2 separate regions of the Homo sapiens genome follow, and region 1 is linked to region 2. A link is a contact called in ENCODE Hi-C or POLR2A ChIA-PET data. All regions are on one chromosome and are shown on one strand. Each heading gives the region's core, a stretch centred on a gene start or an enhancer-like site at or near the end of the contact. The rest is flanking DNA. Distances are from core to core; before and after follow the strand shown.

What was found. A loop is a pair of places that touch in the nucleus more often than their neighbours do. ChIA-PET counts read pairs that join two places held with the same protein, here RNA polymerase II (POLR2A). Pooled maps may share reads with other maps.
Region 1: a loop to region 2 is called in a map of B cell, with 14 times the contacts of the local background. The contact joins the promoter of FBXL14 here to the promoter of CCDC77 in region 2. A Hi-C loop is called at or near these places in 4 of 168 maps with a recorded cell type or tissue (B cell, CD4-positive, alpha-beta T cell, CD8-positive, alpha-beta T cell and 1 more) and 10 of 50 pooled maps. POLR2A ChIA-PET finds 5 or more read pairs at or near these places in 1 of 52 experiments (naive thymus-derived CD8-positive, alpha-beta T cell).

The regions. Positions count from the first base shown.
Region 1 is chr12:1,591,948-1,596,245 of GRCh38, forward strand. FBXL14 (F-box and leucine rich repeat protein 14) reads right to left here and starts at 2,634. Exons shown (of 2, transcript NM_152441.3): 1 at 926-2,634. The coding sequence starts at 2,119. RefSeq lists enhancers at 588-1,191, 1,709-1,898, 3,269-3,338 and silencers at 1,109-1,158, 2,139-3,008.
Region 2 is chr12:399,469-403,769 of GRCh38, forward strand. It overlaps CCDC77 (coiled-coil domain containing 77), which reads left to right and starts at 2,176. Exons shown (of 13, transcript NM_032358.4): 1 at 2,176-2,216. LOC105369594 (a long non-coding RNA gene) reads right to left here and starts at 1,942. Exons shown (of 4, transcript XR_007063149.1): 1 at 1,850-1,942; 2 at 1,425-1,582. RefSeq lists enhancers at 1,700-2,019, 2,434-2,986.

The DNA of each region.
Region 1 (4,298 bases), core at 1,384-3,883, 1.2 Mb after region 2:
TTAGAAATAGGTCCTCAAATCCCAATGAACAAGGAGAAAAAGGAAATTATAGCCAGAATGTGGAAGTGGGGCACACTGGACGGATGGAGGCTGGGAAGAAGCCAACACAAAAAGACGGACAAACCCAAGGGCATCTTTCCAGTCTAGGCACAAACATGTTTCAGTCTCAAAATATCTCTCTTGTAGAATTCCAGGGCTTCAGAAAAAAAGTAAACTAAAACGAGGTAGCCAGACATATATATGTATATATATATATATATAATTTATATATATATAATATATAGAATATATTCAGCAGAAAAAAGGACCATGATTTCAAATTTTTTCCAAAAAAAAATTTTTAAACAGGAAAGAAGATTAAGAACATGAAATGAGCATGAATAGCAGAGTACTGTAAGAGGAGGAGTGATGAGAAGAGACTGGGATTAGTTACAAAGTGGAAGGGTGAAAAGGCCTTTGTAGCTGGGTTTGCTTTTTATACATTTCAAAATAAAAACCAGATCACAGTATTCAAATGAAAGCTGAAGTGAAAGCAGACATTTTCCTCAACTCCCCAGGGTTGAAAAGACCAGTCACTCCCCACCCCCATTTCCAGTCACAGCAGTGGGGATACAGTAGCTGAATCAGTCCTCCACCCCCTGCAGGGGAGTGGGTGGGTAAGCAGCAGAGTCCATCTCTCCATCCGCGGGGAAAAGGAGCTGGGAGTAGGGTAGGGTAGGAACCCCAGCTGCAAAGAGAATGGGCTGGAAGCCGGGAGGGGGCTGGAGGAGGGAGGAGGAAACGAGCCTGAGGCTTCTGTCATAGCCCCATCTCATCCGCTGCAATGATCTGTGCGTAAGTGTGCGTGTGAGTGTGTGGGGGCGGTGGTAATGGGAGGATGAACAGGGCGGGACAAGGGGAGCTGGTGCTGCCGCCCTCACCTGACCTTCTCACTGTCCGTCATCTGCCAGAGTCCCAGGTTGAGTACCTTGAGGCACGGCAGCTGCGTGATGCGCTCCAGGCCGCGCTTGGTGATTCGGGTGCAGCCGTACAGGTCTATGCCGGTGAGTTGGCTCAGGTGCTCAGCGATCAGCTCCAGGCCCTTGTCCGTGATGCGCACACACTGTCCAATGTTGAGCGTGCGCAGCCCGTGCATCTGCCGCACCATGCGGTTGATGCCATCATCACTGATGTGGCAGGAGCAGAGGGAGAGAGACTTGAGGCCATCCAGCCCCTGGGCTATGTAAGCCAGACTCTGGTCTCCCACCTTGTCACAGAACGAAACATCCAGCCCCGAGAGGCGCAGGCTGCCCATGGCCAGATGCATGATGCCCGTGTCACTGATGTTGTCACAGGAGCGCAGGTTGAGGCTGCGCAGGCTGCCCATGTGCGACAGGTGCAGGAGGCCAGCGTCCGAGATTCCCCCACAGAAGCTGAGGTTGAGGAGCCTCAGGCCCGTCAGCCCTCGGGAGATGTGCTTTAGAGAAAGATCTGTGAGCTTCTGGCAGTCCTGTAGCGTGAGCTGCTCCAGGCCCAGGCAGCCCTCCGCCGCGCTGCGCGTCATGCCGGCCAGGTGCCCGATGCCCACATCCGAAAGGTGGCGGCAGCTGCGGAGGTTAAGGCTCTTGAGGCGCTGCAGACCCCAGGCGATGAGCAGAAGGCCAGTGTTGGTGATGTTGCTGCAACCTCCCAGCTCCAGCACCTCCAGGCCCTTGAGGTACTGGGCTATGCGGCCCAGGCTGCTGTCAGTGATCTGCTTGCAGAGGCTCAGGTTGAGAGCGCGCAGGGAGCCGATCTCCTGCACAAACGCGTGGCCCAGCCCGTTGTCGGTGAGGTTGTAGCAGCCGCTGAGGTTGAGGCTCTCGATGTTGGCCATGCCCTGGATCACGTAGCTGAGGCTGCGGCGGAGGCTCAGGATCTGCACCCGGCGGATGCCCCGGGCCTGCAGGCTGGGGAACAGCGACGGGTTGGCCCGGCGCAGGTGCAGCTTGGCCTCCACCCCCCGCCACACCGACTTGTGGTAGGCGGCGTCCCGCCAGGCGGTGCACACCTGCGCCGCGCGCCCCTTGTCCCGGACGTCCAGGTAGCCGAAGATCATGGCCAGCAGCTCCGGGAACAGGCATGAGATGTGGGTCTCCATCTTCCTCCTCCCCCCTCCGCGGCGCTGGGGGGAGGAGGCGCGGGCCCCGCCGCTCCGGCCTCGGGCAGGCGACGAGAGCGCTTCTCCCCAGCCGCCGCCGCCGCCGCCGCCGCCGCCTCGGGCCCAACGGCCGGCCCCTCCCCGCCTTCCGGCTCCGGCCGCCGCCGCCGCTCCTCCTCCTGGTCCGTCCGTCCTTCCTTCCTGCCGGCTGCGCCTCCGGCCCGGCCCTCCCCCGCCCCGGGCTCCGCACGGCGCTCACATCCCGGGCGGGGAAGGCGCCTCGCTCTCGCTCCCGGAGGCCGGCCGCCGCCGCCGCCTCGGCTCTACCCACGCCGCGCCCGGGCCGCGCCGCTCCGCCCGCGCCGCCGCGCCCACGCCCCCTGCCGCATCCTCCGCCTCCTGCCGCCGCCGCTGCTCCGCGGGCCGGCGGGCGGCGAGGGGGCCCCGGGGGCCGGGCGCACGGGCTCCGGGCGCGGAGGAGGCTTCCTGCTGCCTTTGTCTCTCGCCCGCTTTTCAAACCTCCCAGCCCCGGGCCGCCCGCACTCCGCCGCCCAGGCGGGGGGACCAGGAGGCCAATCCCGGCCGGCGGCGTGCGTTCCTTCTCCCCCGCCGTCCGCGGCCACTTGGGAGCTGCCGGCCCCCGCACCAAGGACGCCGCGGCCGTCCGGCCGGAGCGCGGCTCGGCGCAGACCCCGGGCGAGCAGGCGGGCCGTGCGTTTGGTAGCGCCCGGGCCGGCCCCGGCTCCGCCGCCCTGCAGCGCGTCCCCTCCGCCGCTCCCGCTCCCCCGCGCCCGCGCAATGGTACGGGCCTGCGCTGCCGGAACTGTGGAGCCGTTGCCCTGGAAACCGAGTTCGGCCTGGTCCCGTGGCCCCTGATTTTTAACCCTGTGGGCGCCACGGGGGAGCGGCAGCTGTCAGCAGAGCGCCTCCCCACCCGGCTTCTTTTCACCCGGTAGCCCGTTATTGAGCCGTTCCCTCTCTGGGCCACGCCCCAGCCCCGTTCCTTCTTTTTCTTTGCTGTTGAAGTCTGCGCAGCCCCTTCCCACAGTTTACCCCTGCAATTCGTTACCCTTATTTCACACCCCTCTCCCTTGATTATCCCTGCGAGAGCCGCCTCCTATAGCAGTGCTCAATAATCGTCACCCCAACTCTCCTTTTCTTACTGTCCCTAATGCCCCTTAACGCCTCATTATCACACCCCCTGCTCCCCCGGTTGGGGCTGTTTACTACGACGCCTTTCTCTCCAGTCTTGTGTCTTAAATTGGAGAGAAACTCGGCTGTACTCATCTTAAACAATGACCCCCTCCAGTCGGTGTTCTAGAAATTTCTAGAATTATCCATGACTACTTCCTTCTAGCATCTTCTGATGGTTTCCAGACACGCTGTGTGTGTTTCCCTCGGTACTTGATACATCAAAACTTCCCTCTACTTCTGAACGCTGCTGCGCCACCAATGCCCTCAGTCCGCTTTGCTTACAGGGGAACAGCCTTCCCCTAAGCCTTGTTTTAGGAGCTTTCTCCTTGTCATCAGCCTTAGACTATCAGTTGTATGGCTCAGTTGTACTGATAGTCAATATATTCGTATATGCTGAATCCAATTTACTTTTTGATTAAAATGGAATGACAGTTGAACTTGGTTTAAGACAATCCAGTCGTGTCTGTTGGTTTATCAACCGTTTTATGGAAGCAGGGCACAATTCCATTCTAGGATGTAGCCCCTGGGTCCTAAATGTCCGTACTAAGGATAGAATTTCAGAAGTTTCATTTTAACTACCCCCAAACCAAGAATTTTTGGATCAGAGAAAATGATCCTCTGTATTTTAATTTATGGATCCACACAACTAGATACAAGACCAGCGGATTTATCAGAAAGGGAAAATGGTTTCATTGATTCTTTGAGGACCTGAACAAGATTTGGAAGGGGTTCCATATTCAGTGTAGGAGAGTAACTTTTGCCCAAGCAACCACTATTAGACCAAATACATACAGATTCAGTAATAGGCATAATACACCTTTTACACCCCTACCACTCCTCTTTCCTAAATCAGGAAATGCAGAAGCAAAAATTCTCGCCAGCTTGTTACCTCACCCACATTACACGCAGTGTGGAGCCCATAGATTTTTATAACCTTCTTGAAAAAATAGACTGTACTGTTAGTCATCCAGTACATCCAGATGTA
Region 2 (4,301 bases), core at 926-3,425:
CTGAAATATATTTCTTAATAAGACCTGAAAGTCAAAATGACTCCTTGATCCATGAGCTGCAGAATGTCTGTTGTGTTTGCAAGCATGAAAGCAACATTCATCTGTTTGCATACCTCCACCAGAGCTCTTGGGTGACCAGTTGCATTGTGAGTGAGAAGTAATATTTTGAAAGAAATCCTTTTTTTCCTGAGCAGTAGGACTTAAAATAAAACATACATAAAACGGTGAACTTAAAATACTCAGTTAACCATGCTATAAACATATATGCTGTCATCCAGGTTTTGTTGTTCCATTTATAGAGCACAGGCAGACTATATCTAACATAATTCTTAAGGGCTCTAGGATTTCAGGGATGTAAATGGGCACTGGCTTCAACTTAAAGTCACCAGTTGCATTAGCCCCTAACATGAGAGTCAGTCTGTTCTTAGAAGCTGTGAAGCCAGGTATTGACTTCTCTCTAGCTACAAAAGTACTACTTGGCATCTCCTTCCAATAAAAGGCTGGTTCATATATATCAAAAGTCTGTAGTTTAGTTTAGCCACCTTAATCAATTACCTTAGTTAGCTCTTCTGAATAACTTGCTGCGGCATCTACATCAGCACTTGCTGCTTCCACCTTGCACTTTTAAGTAACGGAAATAGCTCCTTTCCTTAAACCTCACGAACCAGCCTCCGCTATCTTCCACCTTTTCTTCTGCAGCTTCCTCACCTGTCTCAGCCTTCATTTTATTGAAGAGTTAGGACTTTGCTCCAGATTAGGCTTTGGCTTCAGGGAATGCTGTGGCTGGTTTGATCTTCTATCCAGACCACTCAAACTTTCTCTATATCAGCAATGTCTGTTTCACTTTCTTATCATTTTTGTGTTTACTGGAGTAGCACTTTTAATTTCCTTCAAAAACTTTTCCTTTGCATGCACAACTTGGCTAACTTTGGTGCAAGAAGACTGGCTTTCATCCTGTCTTGGCTTTCAACATGCCTTTTTCACTGAGCTTAATCATTTTCAGCTTTTTATTTAAAGTAAGAGATGTGTGACTCTTCCTTTCACTTGAACCCCCACTGTAGGATTGTTAATTGGTCTAATTTCAATATTGTTGTATCACAGGAATAAGGAGGCAAGAAGAGAGGGAGAAAGGCAGGGAGACTGCTGGTCTGTGGAGCAGTTAAAACATCCACAACATTTATGAATTAAGTTTGCCATCTTATATGGGCATGGTTCATGGTGCCCCTAAACAATTATAATAGTAATATAAAGGATAACAGATCAGCATAACATATACAATAATTATGAAAAAGTTTGAAATATTGTGAAAATTACCAAATGTGGTGCAGAGACACATAGTAAGCCTGTGCTGTAGGAAAAATGGCGCAGATAGATTTGGTTCCATGCAGAGTTGCCACAAACCTTACATTTGTAAAAACAGTTACCTGGGAAGCGCAATAAAGGAAAGTGCGAGCCTGTAGCAGATGCACGTTCCATTTAGACATCCTTAGGACTCACACCAGCGAAGGGCCCCAGCTTTTCCATACCAGTAGCTGTAATTCTGAGACGAAAGTGCTTTTCCCCCACCTTTACACCTTGCTTTCTGGAAAGATAAGACCATAATGGATTTTGAACTTGCTTTTATCATTAAAGCCCAGTGTCTTACATTTCTCCGGAAAAGGAAGCAGTGTTTGCTATGGAACAAATAGTAGAATTTTAATACATAGTCCCCTGACCGTAGAAACTGAACCTCAGGTCCTATCCTGGCTCTAGGCCACCCGGTCATGGAAGAAGAAACTTTTCTTAGAATCTTTATCTCTTGAGACAAGCTTGGAAATTACAACATATATGTACCATGAACGCGAAGTACCTGAGCTCAAAGCAGTTGAGCAATCTTAAGTGGGGGTGCCCGAAAGTGGTGCGTTCTGACCCCAAACGTCACACTACCCGTCCCTGGAGGAGCGGGTTGCAGCCCAGCTGCGTCGCCCCGCGCAGAGCTCCAGGCAGAAGAAAACTACATTTCCCAGAGACCTCTGCGCGGTCGGGAGCACCGCGAGGAGGGGCGAGATGGGGGCGGGCCTCTGTGTGAAGGCCCTTCCCATTGGTGCGCATTCCAAAGGGCCATGTAAACTTCTTCGCGATTGCACGGATTCAGGGACGCTCAGTGGCGCCGCGCCGCTCCTTGGTTTGACTTTTGTTTTTCAGTTGCGTTCCCTGACTCGGAGTCTTAGTGTGTCGTGAGTATAGAGTTTCGGGTTTGGGGTGAAGGGGTTAGGTAAGAAGCCTTGGGAAGAAAATCTGGTTAGGGAGAAGTAACTGCGGAAGCAGTGCGGAGGAGAGGACGTGAGCCTGAATGTGGTGTCCGTGGAGGGGCTGGGGACCGGAGGAGGAAAGCTCCAATGTGCAAAGGGAGAGACCTCAGGAGTGCTGGAGCGTTGGGACCTGGAGCAGTGAGGCGGTCGAGAATGGGATGAAGTGGGAAAAGGAGTACGGGATTCGGGCGCCCTGGAGATGCGTTCCGGTGTACTCTAACCCCACGCTGGTCTAGCTCTCAGTTTCCTCATTTGTGAAATAAGGGATAGTGAAAATACTGAACGGTTGTTGGGATAATAAATTGTACAGATTTGTCACGTGGCTAAAAGAAAAAAATTCAAAGTGCTACACAAATGTTAATTGTTAGTAGACAAGCTATAAGAATATATCTAAGCAAGGGTATTGGAGATAGGTGCAGAGACCCTAGCTGAAACCCGTTAATTTACCTATAAACAAAGGCATTGTTCCTTTGGAAGAGGCAATGAAGAGTAAGACGCGATTTCTGTCTGTAGGGAGCGCACGCTAGCATGGGAGAAACGATAGCAATAAAGCACTCTAATATGTTGACTTGTAGATAATTTCAAAGGCAGTTCTTTTGCACTTAGATCATTTTTGCTAAATCATTTTGGATGGGGAGACTCAGGAAAGAGAAAAAGGAGGTGGTATTTAAGATGAGTTTTCATGTACAGACTAGATTTTGTTAAGTGAAATTATGAGGGTTGTGGAGGGAGTTGTGTTCCAGCTAGAGGGAAGCTCATGAACAAAGGTATGGAGGCAGGAAAGTTATCTGGAAACGGTACATTTAGGAGAGTAGAGAGAAATAAGGCAGGAAAGTTAGGTTTGGCCCTTATGTAGAAAGCCATGAATTCTAGGCTAACAAATTGGATTTAATGCTTTAGGCTATGAGGTGCTACTGATGTATTTTATTAAAGAAAATGGTCCAGGAGACGCAAGGAGTAGGTAGAACCGTTAAGGTGTTGTAATGGTGTGGGTAAGAAGTATTGAGACTCTGAATTAACATGGTCATTGTGGAGATAAAATATACAAGATATTCATATGGTTAGACAGGAGGTTCAGAAGAATGAGTGATCAAATGATGAATTTAAGTTGCCAACTCCCGGTTGCTTGGAAACGCTGAATTAGTAACTAAAATAGGAAAGTCAGAAGGGGCATGTTTGGATAAAAAGATGATGTGTTAGGTTTAGGAAATGTTAGCTTTGAGATGCTAAAAAAATACCTAACTTGAGTGATTTCTTTTTTAAGTTAAACGTTTCAAGTGCCAGTGGGACTATGGGTGAAAATGTCCACTACATTTTTGTTAATTCAAATCAAGAGGTTGAAAGAGATGTCGTTTATTTATTCAACATGTAATTGTTACTTACTGTATGCCATGTAGTGTTTTAGATGACAGAGTTAATAATAAAAACAGGAGGAATAATGATGTTCCCAAAGAAATGGTTAGAGGAAATGATAAAGAAACTTGAAGACAGAACCTCTGAGCCAAGGGAGTAAAATTGTCAATAATAATAATAGTCCACATTTACTGAGTGCTTATATATGTGTCAAACACTGTCCCTCGGCCTTATATCCGTACACCAACCTATGACATAGAAGTAACTGAAATTTAGAGAGGATAACTTGCCTGAGGTACACAGCTAATAAGAGGCAGGGCTTTGACTCAAACCCAAGTCTGATATCAGAGCCCACATTCTCAACTACAAAGCAATATTTATTTTTATTATTATTTTTTCCAGGTAAGGTCTCACTCTGTCACCTAGGCTGGAGAGCAGTGGGGCAATCTCAGCTCAGTGCAGCCTCTGCCTCCCAAGCTCAAGCAATCCTCTGCCTCAGCCTCCTGAATAGCTGGGACTACAGGCACGTGCCACCACTCCCAGCTAATTCTGTAATTTTTGTAGAGACAGGGTTTCACCATGTTGCCCAGGCTGGTCTCAAACTCCTGACCTCCAGCAGTCCATTCACCTTGGCCTCCCAAAGTGCTGGCATTACAG